Linked DNA regions of Homo sapiens: region 1 is linked to region 2. A link is an interaction called in ENCODE POLR2A ChIA-PET data of the cell type or tissue named here. Cell type or tissue: PC-9. All regions are shown on one strand. Each heading gives the region's core, and the rest is flanking DNA. Links, peaks and the distances in the headings are about the cores only. Region 1 overlaps LOC107986163 (a long non-coding RNA gene). Region 2 overlaps IGF2BP2 (insulin like growth factor 2 mRNA binding protein 2).

The links. Peaks named below come from ENCODE experiments on the same cell type or tissue, not always from the same donor. Only the 100,000 strongest peaks of a DNase experiment are listed, where the experiment ranks them.
Region 1: POLR2A ChIA-PET joins it to region 2 with 9 read pairs; 2 of 35 experiments call an interaction of 5 or more read pairs at or near these places.

Annotation. Positions count from the first base shown.
Region 1 is chr3:184,723,676-184,730,710 of GRCh38, reverse strand. The region is part of intron 2 of LOC107986163 (a long non-coding RNA gene); the gene reads right to left. Among named protein-coding and RNA genes, the nearest start is that of MAGEF1, 15 kb to the right of the region's middle. In PC-9, for the core only: CTCF peaks have their summits at 2,842 and 3,042 (motif pointing right); a DNase peak (open chromatin) is centred at 3,100.
Region 2 is chr3:185,814,308-185,821,342 of GRCh38, reverse strand. The region is part of intron 2 of IGF2BP2 (insulin like growth factor 2 mRNA binding protein 2); the gene reads left to right. Among named protein-coding and RNA genes, the nearest start is that of IGF2BP2, 7.2 kb to the left of the region's middle. In PC-9, for the core only: no CTCF peak of the experiment used is centred there; a DNase peak (open chromatin) is centred at 2,928; H3K4me3 peaks cover 850 bases; H3K27ac peaks cover 1,676 bases.

The sequences.
Region 1 (7,035 bases), core at 1,355-5,354, 1.1 Mb after region 2:
GGAAAGCTTCCCTATTCACCCCAGGCTGGTTCAGCTGCCCTTCCCCGTGGGCTCCCAGAGCTTCTGTATGCTCCTGTTGCAGCTCTTCCCACACTACTGCAAAAGCCAGTCATTTGTACTAAATCTGAGTCTGCAGAGGGTGACTGAAGTTGAGTATCTTTTGTGGGTCTGAGGGGAAGGTTTGGAATGGGGTAGAGTGAGGAGTCTGGCTTCTGCTGAGGGATGGCCCCCCAAGTCACCTCCAGGAAGGGTATATGGTTTAGTTGAGGAAGAAAGCACCTGAGATCAGTGTGGGATGGGACAATGTGTCGTTGCTCATCCCTGCACCCCAGAATCTGGCACAAAGCAGGCCTTCAGAAAACATTTGCTGAGTGAAGGAAAGAAAAAGTTGTAGCTCAGAGTGAGACCCTGCCAGAGACCCACGGGGAAAAAGTGCAGCATCCCTTTGTGGTTGTCAGTTGTAGGAGCTGGTGTTCCTCAGACCAGGACACAGGGGGTCAGTCAGATCACAGACCAAAGGGCCAGAGGAAAGGCTGTTATTTGAAGAAGACCCCCGCCGGGAGCGGTGGCTCACACCTGTAATCCCAGCACTTTGGGAGGCCGAGGCAGGCGGATCATGAGGTCAGGAGATCGAGACCATCCTGGATAACACGGTGAAACCCCATCTCTACTAAAAATACAAAAAATTAGCCAGATGTGGTGGTGGGCACCTGTAGTCCCAGCTACTCGGGAGGCTGAGGCAGGAGAATGGCATGAACCCGGGAGGAGGAGCTTGCAGTGAGCCGAGATCGCACCACTGCACTCCAACCTGGGTGACAGAGCAAGACACTGTCTCAGAAAAAATAAAAAAATAAAAAATAATAAAAATAATACAATAAAAAAGACCCCCAACTCCAGGACATGAAAACCATGTCCGTGTGCATGGGGAGAGGGCAAGGGAGATGTGCTGATCGGTTTCAACAGCTGGGCTTCCTGAGGAAAAGGAGTGAACAGCCTCCCTCAGCCTGCGGGGACACAGTGGAAGTGTTCCTCCTTGTCCTTGAGCTGAGAGCCCTGCGAACCCCGGCATCAACCCCAGGGAAACTCACATAAGTTTGCTGAAATCAATTATTAAAAGCCCAGGGGCTCTTCCAAAGGACCCAGCAGTACTCTCCCCGATACGTTACCAAATCATTCATTCATTCTTTCAGCAAAATTTATGGGGATCTGCTCTTTGCAAAATTCTTCCCTTTTATTTATTCTGTTAAAATTCTATCCAAAAGGGAAAAGTCATTTTTTTCCTTCCAGTCAGTGTCCCCAGTGGACCCTGCAAGAAGCCTAGCAGGGGCCGGGCGCAGTGGCTCACGCCTGTAATCCCACCACTTCGGGAGGCCGAGGCGGGCGGATCACCCGAGGTCAGGAGTTCAAGACCAGGCTGGCCAACAGGGCGAAACCCCTTCTCTACTAAAAATACAAAAATTAGCCGGGTGTGGTGACGCGTGCCTGTAATCCCAGCTACTTAGGAGGCTGAGGTAGGAGAATCACTTGAACCTGGAAGGCAGAAGTTGCAGTGAGCCGAGATTGCGCCACTGTACTCCAGCCCGGGCAACAGAGTGAGAGTCCATCAAAAAAAAAAAAAAAAAAAAGGAAGGCTAACAGGGGCAGAGGGTGGGCTTCCAGGTAGAAAGGCCCTGCGGCACCTGGACAAATCATGGAAGATTGGGCAGACATGGTGGGTGGAAGGTGGAATAGTGAACTGGTATAGCAAGAGGGCTCTAGAGCTCTAGCTCCCCGCTTTTCTAGATATGTGGCCTTAGGCAAGTTACCTCATGTCTCTGTTACTCGGCTTCCTCCAATGCAGAATGGTGATCATAATAGGACCTAGTGAAATGAATTTGCTGTGAAAATGAGATAAAATCAAATATTCTCCATGAGGTCACCTAGAGCAGTGGGTCCCAAACCCTATCAGACCCAGTGCTCCCGTTTTTACATCAAATATTTTGTAAGTCCACCTTGACTATTCCGAAATGAAATTTATAGATGATACAACCCACCTATGCAGATATTTTTTAGAAAATCAATATACCACCCTAACTATAAGATAATGAACAAAAAGGAAAATAACTCAGAATAAACGAATACACATTGTGATCTAGAAATGCCTGGGCATAACTACACTAGAAGAGATAATGTAGTCAAAGGATTGCACTTATTTGTAATAAATGAGTTTGAATGTAAGAGAGGTAAAATAATATTTACTGGAACATTATGGGTACTTCTTTATATTTGGTGTTCTGAAACAAGACTAAATAAGTATTATACAGTCATACAGATATGTAGAATCATTACTCATTTATAAATGCAGATGAATAGAGGTGTGTTGTTTTGACAACTCAAATACTATGAACATATTACTGTTGGTATTGTGGTTTTCTGAAATGGTAAACAACTCCTGGGAAAGATAAAATACAGTGTTCTTTCCATTTATATGATGGTAGCATTCATTAAAAATTCAGTGAATATTAAAATTTTACCACAGGGCCGGGCGCGGTGGCTCACACCTATAATCCCAGCACTTTGGGAGGCCCAGTCGGGCGGATCACTTAAGGTCAGGAGTTCAAGGCCAGCCTGGCCAACATGGTGAAACAAAAATACAAAAAAATTAGCTGGGCGTGGTGGCAGGCATATGTAATCCCAGCTACTAGGGAGGCTGAGGCAGGAGAATGGCTTGAACCCAGCAGGTGGAGGTTGAGGTGACCAGAGATCATGCCACTGCACTCCAGCCTGGGCGACAGCGAGTCTCTGTCTCAAAAAATAAATAAATAAATAAACAAAATTGTACAAAAGTACTTTGTGTTTATATACAAATTAGAATTAGGTTCTAGGCTCAGACCAATATGAAGAGGTTTTCTACCTACATGAGTATCTGGTGGGGCATTCAAATGTCAGGAGACGTGCGGGAGAAATCTTCATCATACAAGACTGCCTTGCCTAGGGCAGGGAGTCTGGCTGCCCTCTGACTCCACCTCAGTAGTGCCCCCAACCAATGTAACAAACACCACACGTTTCTAAAGTGCCTCTAGGGGGCAGCACTATCCCCATTGACGATTAGTGGGCCAGAGTTTATGGGGTTATCCAATAGGTAGCCTACCAAGGAATGCAGGATGACAGGCATACAATCTCCAGAAATGCAGAGCAGACAGTCAGCGTTAGGGAACTCTATCAGCACTTCACATTCCGACTCTGCTGTTTTGCTGTGTTCTGCTACGTTTTTGTTTGGTAGGGGCCATAGGGCAAGGCCATTCCCCAGTGGACAGCGGATGAGATCTCTCCTGAAGAGAGTGAAGAAGAAATCAGCACCAAAACAGACAGAGCTGTCGCACAGACTTCCAAGTTAAAAAAAAAAAAAAAGTCTCTCCAAACTGATACACCCTTGTATTTTTCTTCCCTGGACGATTATTGGGAGCTCTTTGAAAAGAATATCATCAGCATTCTTTGCAAATAACCCTCAGTTTGCTCACCTCTTGCTCCACTGTGAACATCACAGAGTATTTCACAAGGTTGTAACATTTCGCCTCTCAACTGAATGTATCTAAAGAAAAGCCACTGTCTTTTGCGGATATAAAACCGCACTTCTAGCAAGACTGGTCAAGGCACTGGGGTGAGGTAGTAAGCTAGTGTTTGCCCACCCCATTCCTTCTTGATGCAGCCTTAATGATCAAAAAACCTCACTTGAATCTGAGGTTTATTTACCACCAAAAGGAGCAATCATTTCTAATCATCCCAGGAAGAGACAGATCCTCAAACAGAACTCTGGGATTCAGATGGTGGCACCAGACCCAAGGGGAACTCTCATTTCCTTCTCAGCTTCATTCTTTATTTAGTGGGTCCATCTGAACTTTCAAGAGCACAGCTGTCCCAGCTTCTGCCCCGAGGCCAGGGCTGGTGCCATGGCACTGACCACGCGGAGGCAGCCCCCACACTGGTGAAGGCAGGCCCTGAGCCCTCACAATCAAGTCGTATCTTGTAAACCAGATTTTATAGGCTCATGTTACTCTCTCTGTTTATTTCTGTTGTTCTCCCCAACCTGTGGTAAAGGCTGGTCTGAGGAATCCAGCCTGGTCTCAGCTACCCTGTGTGTGTTGAAGGGTGGGGATGATGGGTGAGAAATCTCAAGGGGAAATTCTAGTCACTCCTCTCCACACAGAGACTCTCCCTTTATTGCTAAGCTTGCAGGAATGGGCTTTAATTCATTAGAAAAGGTGGCGACTTTTCCTCCACAGGATCTGGTGGAGCCAGGGAGGCCCTAGTTTTAGATGAACCAGGTAAGACACCAGGAAGGGGTCTCAAGCCCATGGGCTAAGCCCCCTGGCAGGTTATTAGAATTTGAGAATAGCATGAAGGCTGACTTGGTAGCAAGGAGCTGTGATGTTGGTGCCCAATTTGTAGGCTGCAGGGAGCACATTTTGTATCTATTTGCCAGGAGACAAAGTGGGCCCACCAATAGTTGATGGGGGTAAGTGTACCTTTCAGAGATAGTGGCTCCGTCCACAGATAGAATGGATCCAGCAAAGTTGGGAACCAAGCAGGCTGGACACATGTCACCTACTGTATCAGTCCATTTTCACCCTGATAATAAAGACATACCTGAGACTGGGTAATGTATAAAGAAAAAGAGACTCACAGTTCCATATAGCTGGGGAGGCCTCACAGTCATGGCGGAAGGTAAAAGGCACATCTTACGTGGTGGCAGGCAAGAGAGAATGAGAGCCAAATGGAAGAGGAAACCCCTTATAAAAGCATCAGATCTCATGAGACTGATTCACTACCATGAGACCCGTATGGGGGAAACCTCCCCCATGATTCAGTTATCTCCCACTGGGTTCCTCCCACAACACATGGGAATTATGGGAGCCACAATTCAAGTTGAGATTTGGGTGGGGACACAGCCAAACTATATCACCTACATACGTTTTTGAGGACAGAGAAGGAGCCAAGAGAAAAAGAGAACAAATACGCAAATAAACAAAATAGAAATAAAAACTAAAGGTGTTTTCTCAAGATTTATTTCTCATTATCTTCCACTCTCCTCAGGAGTCAAAGTCAGCATGGTCCCAGGAAGCCCCTAGAGGCAGGGGAAGCTGCATCAGGACGGGGACTAAAACAGCTCCATCTTAAAGAGAAACTGACATCATCTCCGAAAGCCCTGAGGAACGTGCTCTTACACAGACCTGAGTGTTGGGGCCGCTCACTTTAGCAAGCACAGCAGCAGCCTAAACATCGCTGACACCTCCACCATCTGGCCTTTGGCTCCACAGAGCTGCTACCCCAACTTGGGGCACACTTTGGGAGAGAACCAGAGGGAAAAACCTCTCAGTAGTAAATGTGGATCTCACAAAGCCTGTGCGCGCGAGCAATGGTTCTCAGCCCTGCGTGCACTTTAGAATCACCCGCGGAGTTTTTAAACACCCCCATGCCTGGACCCCACCACCAGAGGTTCTGATTTAATTGATCTGGAGTAGGACCCAGGCATGGATATGTTTTCAAAGCTCCCCAGGTGATTCTAATGTACAGCCAGAGATGAGAACCACCACGTTATACAATAGGAGAGGCCCTCAGGCTCTCACTCAGATCCCAGTTACTCTTAATTTATATATACTTCGAACAATCCTGTTGTCTGGTTTTCTAGCTGTTATAAGATTAAAAGCAGTGCTTTTAGAAGGGGAGAGAAAGGCTGTTAATGAAAAGACACTAAAAGCAGCAAGACAGAACACATGGAAGTCTGATCACAGGGTAAAGATAGAAAACCTATAAAAAGCAAGCACAGCATCCAACCTCTCCCCACTCCAGCATATCCTATTTACAGTCAAGGCCTGAGGGCTCACTTGATGGGGAGGAGGGAGCATGATGGCTGCAGTGTGAAGGGCAAGTGATAAATATTGACTGTCCGTGATGTGAAAGGCGTGTGTAGACAGTTGCTACAAACGTTAGCTCATTTAATTCTCATTACAGCCCTGTAAGTATTATTATCCCATTTTATAGGTGAAGATACCAAGACACAGGGAGGATCCTTGGTTTGCTCAAAGTTGCACCAGCAGTGAGCTGCAAAGCTGGATTTGAATGTCAAATGTCAATCCGTTTGATTCAAAAGCTCACATCTGTTAGAAAGTGCCACATCTGCCTGTTAAGCTGATATTTCTGCCTGTTAAGCTGGTATTTCTAATGATGACCCAAAGTCTAGAGCTGCGTTACCTTCAGTGTCCAGCTGTTCAAGATGTTCACTTTAGGAATAGTTACACACACACACACACACACACACACACACACACACACACAAATACGTGCTTTTTAACAGTGATGAAAGAATTGAGTACCCATCTGGGAAATAAATAAATAAATAAATAATACACGTTATTTCCCAGCTCACGCCATTTGTCAAAATGAATACCAGATGGATAAAGAAGGAAATGAAATCATAAAGGTACTAGAAGAAAATATGAGTGAATATTTTATAATCTTAGGATGGGGAAGGACTTTCTAAACATGTCAACAAAAGTAGAAACCATAGAGGAAAAGATTAATAGATTTGACTACAAAAAAAATCAAAAACTTCTGTACATCAAAACCCACCATAAATTGAAACAATATTCAGCCTCACTAACATTCAAAGGAAAGAAAATTAAAACGGCAATAAGAGACCTTTTTTTGCTGATCAGATTGGCAATGATTAAAAAGAATTATCATACTGAAGAGCTGGCGCGGGTGGGGGAATTTGCACTCACTCACGGTTGGAGGGGGTGTAAACTGGTATAAAGGCATTTTGGCAATATGTATGAAAAAAGCCTAAGAAGGCACATATCTTTGACCCAGAAATTCCATGTATAAAAATGGAAAGGACAGGATTGATTCACTATACACACAAATGCATATGTGCAAGGATTTTATTCACTGATACACTGTTTGGAATATTGAAAAACCGGAAGCAACCTGAAAGTTTAACAAAAATAAATTAGTCAAATAAATTATGCTACACATAAAAAGCAATACTATATAGCT
Region 2 (7,035 bases), core at 1,002-5,001:
TGATTTCTTTGAACATGTGGGCGATGTGAAATACCCAGGAGGTAGATTAAAATGCGCTGTGTATGATTCACTACACTGAAAATGTTTAACATTCCAAATGTATGCATAAGCTGCTGCTCTAGAGGAGTTACATCATTTCTGATTGGATGGTTTTAATTTTTTTTTCCTTTCCTTTATTAGTTTAAATGCAGAAATTAGCTACTTGTACTGCAGGCTAAGGGAGAGATAGCTAATGACCGGTATTGTGTACTGAGATCAGACTTCAGGGATGAAGCAGCTGTATGTTCTCATGTCCTGGACACTACCACGTTGATGGCTTTCTAAATCCAGGGTACTGTGACATTTGAAACCAAAGCTTTTATGTTATATGGAGACTATTTTGGTGTTCTTGTGTTGCATTTCTGTGAATATTAACAAGTTAGAAGTAAATTTGGCAGTGTTAAGTCAATTCTATATGTGGTTTTTGTGTTAGTTGAAATGAAAATGGGAAGAAAATAGTTCATCCTCATTGCTTGCTTACTTAAAAATCATTCAACAATTGAGTGCATTTTCTTTGTATTGTAGTGATTTCTTTGATTTCTCAAGAATTAGTTTGATTATCTGTATCTCAAATAGATTTTTTAAGGTTAATGATAGTTTGGGAGGAGATGTTTTTATCTTATGAAATTATTGGCATGCCATTTGCTTACCAGTTGTATCTTTTGTTAAATATTCTGGCATCATTTTATAATAGCATAATAGACTAGATGCCATTATTTTCTCAGGGTCACTTAGAAATAGAAAACTCTTTTCTTTTTGCAGCGTATGTTTTATTCTTATTAAATGCAAATTATTCTAATGTCAACCGCACATAAAGCATTTATTTCTCTTTGTAAGTTGGTTTCAGGCTCTGTTGAATAAAAGTGTTTGAATCTTTTTTTCTCTATTAATATTTCTTGGTAGTACATATGGTCAAATGTTTATTAAAGAGGAAAAAACTGGTAAGCTTTAAAATGCTGTTAAAAGTTTTGGAAACTTCCTTGACAGAAATTTCATTTTTGGTGTTGTTGAAGGTTAACTTAAAAATTATGTGTGTGTGTGTGTGTGTGTGTGTGTGTGTGTGTGTGTATGTGTATATATACACATACACACACACACATACTGCATGCCTTGTTTTGAACTAAGACATGCTAACTTGAATGTGCTTTTGTACCTCAAGTTGAATGATTCTGTGAGAAACAAAACTTTGAAAAATGCAGTTTCTGCCCACCTCTAGGAAGTAACTAAGTGGTTCTAGACATTCTTTCACTGAGATGGTGTGAATAGTATGAGATAGTGTAGGAAAAAGCTATGAATTTGTCTTTCATGAGTTAAAAATCAGTAATTGTGTTCACTCCAATGCAAATGAATTTGGTCTCCTATAGGAATGTTAAAGAAAACAGTATCTCAATTGTATTTTGCTTGTATGTACTACATTGTGTATGGTTGAATTAAATACCAAAAAGAAGAAAAAAACATCCAATCTCAGGCCCTCCCTGCTGCAGTCTTTTGCTGCATCAATTTTTAATTTTCTAGAAACAGAAATGACTTTTATTAGGTTAAAATTGTGTGGTACCTTCCTACTTCAAGAATTTGTTGACTTAGAAATTAATACCTGCATTTACTTACATAGATTCCATGTGTAGATATAACATATATTAACACAGAATATATATTAAACTGTAAGGTTACTTTTGATTTGGCTTTGGAGTTAAACTTTTAGTTTCCCAGGAAAAAAAAAAGTTAGTAATTTTTTCACATGGTGCTAGGTAATACCCTAGAGAGTTGCATATTGTAACCTCAAAGAGATAAGTATTAGAGTTAAAATAGAAGCAATACAGAAAAAAGTGAACTTGGTGATATTGGTTAAAAATTCTAGTTTACATTTTTAAAAGACTGGTTATTTGATGCTTTTAAATCATTTAATTAAATATTAGAAACCAATGAGATTTATACATCAAAATAGATTTTATGGTTTGCTTGCTTTTTTTCAATTCACCAAATACATAAAAATTTTAAATTGTAATATAACAATTTATAAAACTGTTTAATGGCTAAACACCTAAACATTAATTCCAAAAGGTGATTTGTGATATGTAGTGCAGCTGTCAAATGGTGCTTTTCATGTGTTTCCTTATACTTATGGCCAGGTATAAGATGACCAGTAAGAGATGTTCTAAGCATTTTGTTTTTTATTATGTTAACCTGAGATTATCGTTTGGTAGACAGAAGATGAGAGGATATTAGTAATATTTGTACAAAGCCTTTTATACTTGATGATCTAAAGTGCAATATGTTTTCTTTAAGAGAAAAAGCATTTAACTTTTAAAATATTTTTAAAAGAAGATTTAGAACAAATTGCATATCAGAATTATCATTTCACAATTATTTTGAGTAAACACATGGTTTTTGTGTTTTTTTAATGTGTGGAGGTTGCTCCAGATTTTCAAGTACTGTGTTGAGGAAATGTAAATGATTTTGAATTATGCATAAAAGGATAGTGACTTAGGCACATTTATTAAAAGTCAGAAAAGCTATGAAAACCAGATTTCTACAGGAACTGTTTATATATTTGATACTTTCAAGCTTTTCTAAATATTTGCTGTCTGTAGCTGAATCACTCTTCCAAGTCCTCTATGAAACCCTCAAAAGTAGATGAGCAATTGGTCAGAATTGTTAGAGGATATTATTTGAGCTAAATGTTTCCTCTCTCTGTTTCAGTGGTGTATGTGCAAGTGTGTGTATATGTTTTTTGTTGGGGACAGTTTCAGGTAGATGGTATGAAGAGGCAGCAGGAGATCTTTAATTGAACAACAGTTGCTCTGGAATTCAGTCTTGACAAGGCTCAAGAAAGTTGCTTGGTGATTGAAACCTGTGGCAAAGGGAATCCAGTGCAGTGATATTTGCCTTGAGTGATGAATAACTCTTGTAGGTGGTTAACCTTGTGAAAGCCAAGTCACAGGTACCTGGAGTAGGTTTTACAGTGAGCATGCTACTGAAAGGACCATCAGTGCAGCATCTTCCCTCCTTCCTTTTCACTTGGCTATCCCCTGTCACAAAAGATTCTGTGAAGGCTTTGATGATGTTATAAGCCATTTTTTTAAGTGTCAGAAAATTCAAGATTTGAATATGCACTTCCATTTAGAAATTCTATACTTTGAAAAGCAATATGGTATTTTGCATAACACAAGTGCTCTCAGTGAGTAAACTTCATTAGAAGAAGCGTTATATTGAAATAGTTTCTTTGGAGACTTAAAAATGTTGAATTATACATTTCAAAATATATTTTTAAAAATTATATTTAAACATCACAAAAGTCTTCAGTGTTCTTTTCAGTGTTAGAAATTAGTGGGCTTGGCTAAGCTAATTTTTAAAGAGTTCATGCTCTAAAACTTTCAGTCAAAAGCATTATCTCTCAAAAGCTATGATTAACTTCTTAAATTGAGAGATGGGAGTGTTCTGTTTAACAAAACATGCCCCCAGAATTTATTAGTAAAGTTTTATCCTTCTTATATTCAAATTCATGTTCAAATTATTTTGGGTATTCATTCAAAAGCAGTATCATTGAACAAATAATAGCAAATAAACAGCAAACACCTACCAATGAAGATAAGTCTTTCCTCCCATTTATCATCACCATTAAAACATTTTAAATCTTTTACTTTATAATTTGACTTCATGCTTACAAACTTATAATTTTCATTTGGTGGCATGGACTCTATGGGTTCTATTTTAGGCAGCAAAATTGCAGAGTGCTCAGAGCATTATTTTTAAGGTTTTACTTTTCCTGTTTTGATCATGGACTTTAGTCTGGTCTCTCCATAAAATAGTGAAGAAAAATTATTTTCTTTTGTAGAAAACTTCAGATTCTGTTGCTTGGCTGCCAAAGGGAAGAAGGAATACAATAATTATTTCTTTAATTTGGTTTAGAGTTTGATGGTATATTGAGATAGAATAAGTACAACAGTGAAAATGGATGCTTTTGCATTAATAGGAGGCATTCAAGCCCAAAAGCTAGCCCTGTTCCATCATTTGATAGTTATGTCTCCTCCCCAAGCCTCTGCTTTTCACTAAATAATATCTGTATTTTTGAGATACATTTTGTTTATTCCTCATTATTTATCTGTTCTACACTTTATTTCTTAAAATGTGAACATTCAGATAGGATTTTCCCATTCTGTTTAGTGTCAAGGACATTTCATAAATAAAGCAGATATTTTAATAAGTCTGATAAATGAAAATTAAGAGTTCTGATGTATGTTTTGAGCTTTCTCTTATTTACCCATATCAAAATAAATGTTGCATCTAATGACCAGAAAAATTTGTATGGGAACATTGCAATAAGAATTATATTTTCAGTTTTTCTTATTGTCATGTAATTAATGTGTCTCAAAGTAAGGATTTGCTGTAGTGGGAAGCTTGAATTTTTAAATTTTTGTTTTAAATGTGATCAGAAAGGTTGATGATTTCATGTATTGATATTTAAACAATGGTAGTAGTATTATCTCAGGGAGGAGTATTTTTTGCCTGCATCTTAATATTCATACAGTACTGATGCTGTTCCAGCCTCTTTGACACATTATTTCATTTATTCCAAATAATAATTTTGTGAAAAATAGGACAATTGATACTATCTCTTTTTTTGGATGAGGAAACTCAGCCCCAGACAAGCTTAATAATTTGTTTAGGCCACATGACTGTTAATTAAGTAGTAGGGCTAGAACCCAGGTCTTTTGAGGTCCCTGAGTCTCGCTCCACTGTACTTCCTCCCCATTTAACGTTTTACATTAAAGAAGTCAGCTGAATGTGTTGTAAAGTTCGAAGAATGCTGTTCGAGGGTGGTAGAAATATATGAAAATACATTTGTGAATTGAACCTTTGCAATGATGCTACATCAGTCTGAGTGATCTGTACTTTGCTATAGTTTTTAGAAAAAAATAGTTAGAAATAGAGGTAATTTTAAAGGTAGCATTGCACGTCTTCCCATCTCTGTGCTTGCCCACAGACAGAAGTGGGGAATATACCTAAGCAGGTTGTGGGGTTGTTGTTGTTGTTATGTTGCTTTTTTCGGCAGTTGTGTTCCTGACATAACAAGACAAACATTTCTTTCAACATCTGAGCCACACAGATTAGACAGCGAACTGTCACCCGGGTCAAGACTATGTGCCATGTGGTGAATGAAAGTCTAGCTCAAGGAATCTCCTGGGTGGGTTCTTCACGGGGTTCAGACAGCCTGTTGCAAAGGTCAGGGCTGTGTTGTGGTTTACGTGTTTCCCTGGTAGGAACTGCCAGGTCTTTCCCAGAGGTGGTATCTTTCTCTACGTCACTTTCTGTACTGAATAAGGCCTTGGGCCTCTCATACTGTCTTGACTATGGGGTGAGTGTTAATAGGGATAGTATCCATAAAGTTCTGAGTTCTTTATTAATTTTATAATCGCACAAAAAAATATGCTAAATAATGAAGCATGTGAAGTACAGTTCATTTCCCCTCAACTGTAAACTTTTCCTGCATTTATCTTCGTTTCCTTTAACTCTTATGGACTGTTTATGGTGCTGGTGGGAGGGAGAGAGGAATTATCAAGGAAAAAAAAATAGGTGAAAGAAGGTTATTTCCAACTCCCCATGCATTTCTTTGAGTTAGTACAGTCCAGAGTGGGATATGGCATTTTCCGTGGAATTCTGACTCAGGAGATGGGGGAGAGGAAGAGAGTTAACTAATACTGGGTGGCTGCTACGTGCTAGGCACTGGACTAGGCTTCCTGTTTTATCCTCCCCACAGCCTGAAGAGATCCGTCTTTATCCTTCTTACACAAAGGGCTCTAAAGCTTCAGACTCTAAAATAACTCCTTGCTCCTGACCAGAACTTCAGAAGGCAGTGGCTTGTTGTCCATCTCATTTGAATACTGCAACAGAACCTTAGCAATGAAGTAGAAAGTTGTGATAATATGTATACAGGCTATAAAGTAACTTTGTATATTATTCCTAACTTAGAATAAGAGAAAATTTCCATATATAAAACCTATGCTGAGAAAGATTAGGAACTCAAGTTCAGTATATTTTTAATTTAATATAATTGAAAAGAATTAAAAGTGTTAGTCATAATTTGAAAGAACTTCCTTGAAGTAGTCCTATAGTAGAAGCATTTATAATTATATAAAGAGAAAGAGGTTTTTTTAAAAATCATTGTGGTTGACAGTTAAGTGTAAAAAACATACATGTATGCAGTGTGGGAGGAGGGCCTGTTCCATGCCTTTGACCCAGATATATATATTTTTTCAAATCCTGAAAAAAAACTTGAGGTTTTTTTGTTTAGGATACAGAATGTTGCACAAAGATTGGCATGCTTTCATTTTTATATGTATTTTTAAAAATATCTGTGTCTTAGAGAAGGAAAATAATGGAATTTTTGTAAATTGCTTTTTAGAAAATGGTTCACCTTATTAACAGAACATTTTAAACCTCTTTGACACGTGAAAAAGTCAGTGAAAGCACTTTTTGATACAATACTTAAGTATCTTATGCATTTGTTACTTTTATCTCATGCATTTTGTTACTTTTTTGGTTTAGTAACATAGGACTTAAGATACAGTTAAACCACCAATGAAATGAGATATATAAGAGGTTTTCTTCTAGATAGACGCCATGCTTTTTGACAAGAACATAATTTTATATAATTTATGAGATAAAATAATTACTTTCCTCAGTCAAGAACCTCTAATAGAGCTTTAAAAATTACCAGGAAAGACATTTTTATTACTATATCTTTTCTTTCTCTTTGAAAAATGAAACAAAAAATCGAGTGGTGATTCTTTGGACAGGTTAACCTCATACCAATTCATTAAATAGAGGGTGTTTTTGAAAAAGCTCATGTGAGGATAGGCTATATAGTATTTTTGGATTACATGGAGACCTTTTACTTTGGTCCCTACTGATCCTTGTGATTTTTAACAATGCATACTTCGAAATTTCAGTGGATGTTTTTCTTTATCATTGTATGAATAAGGTTTTGAAGTACAA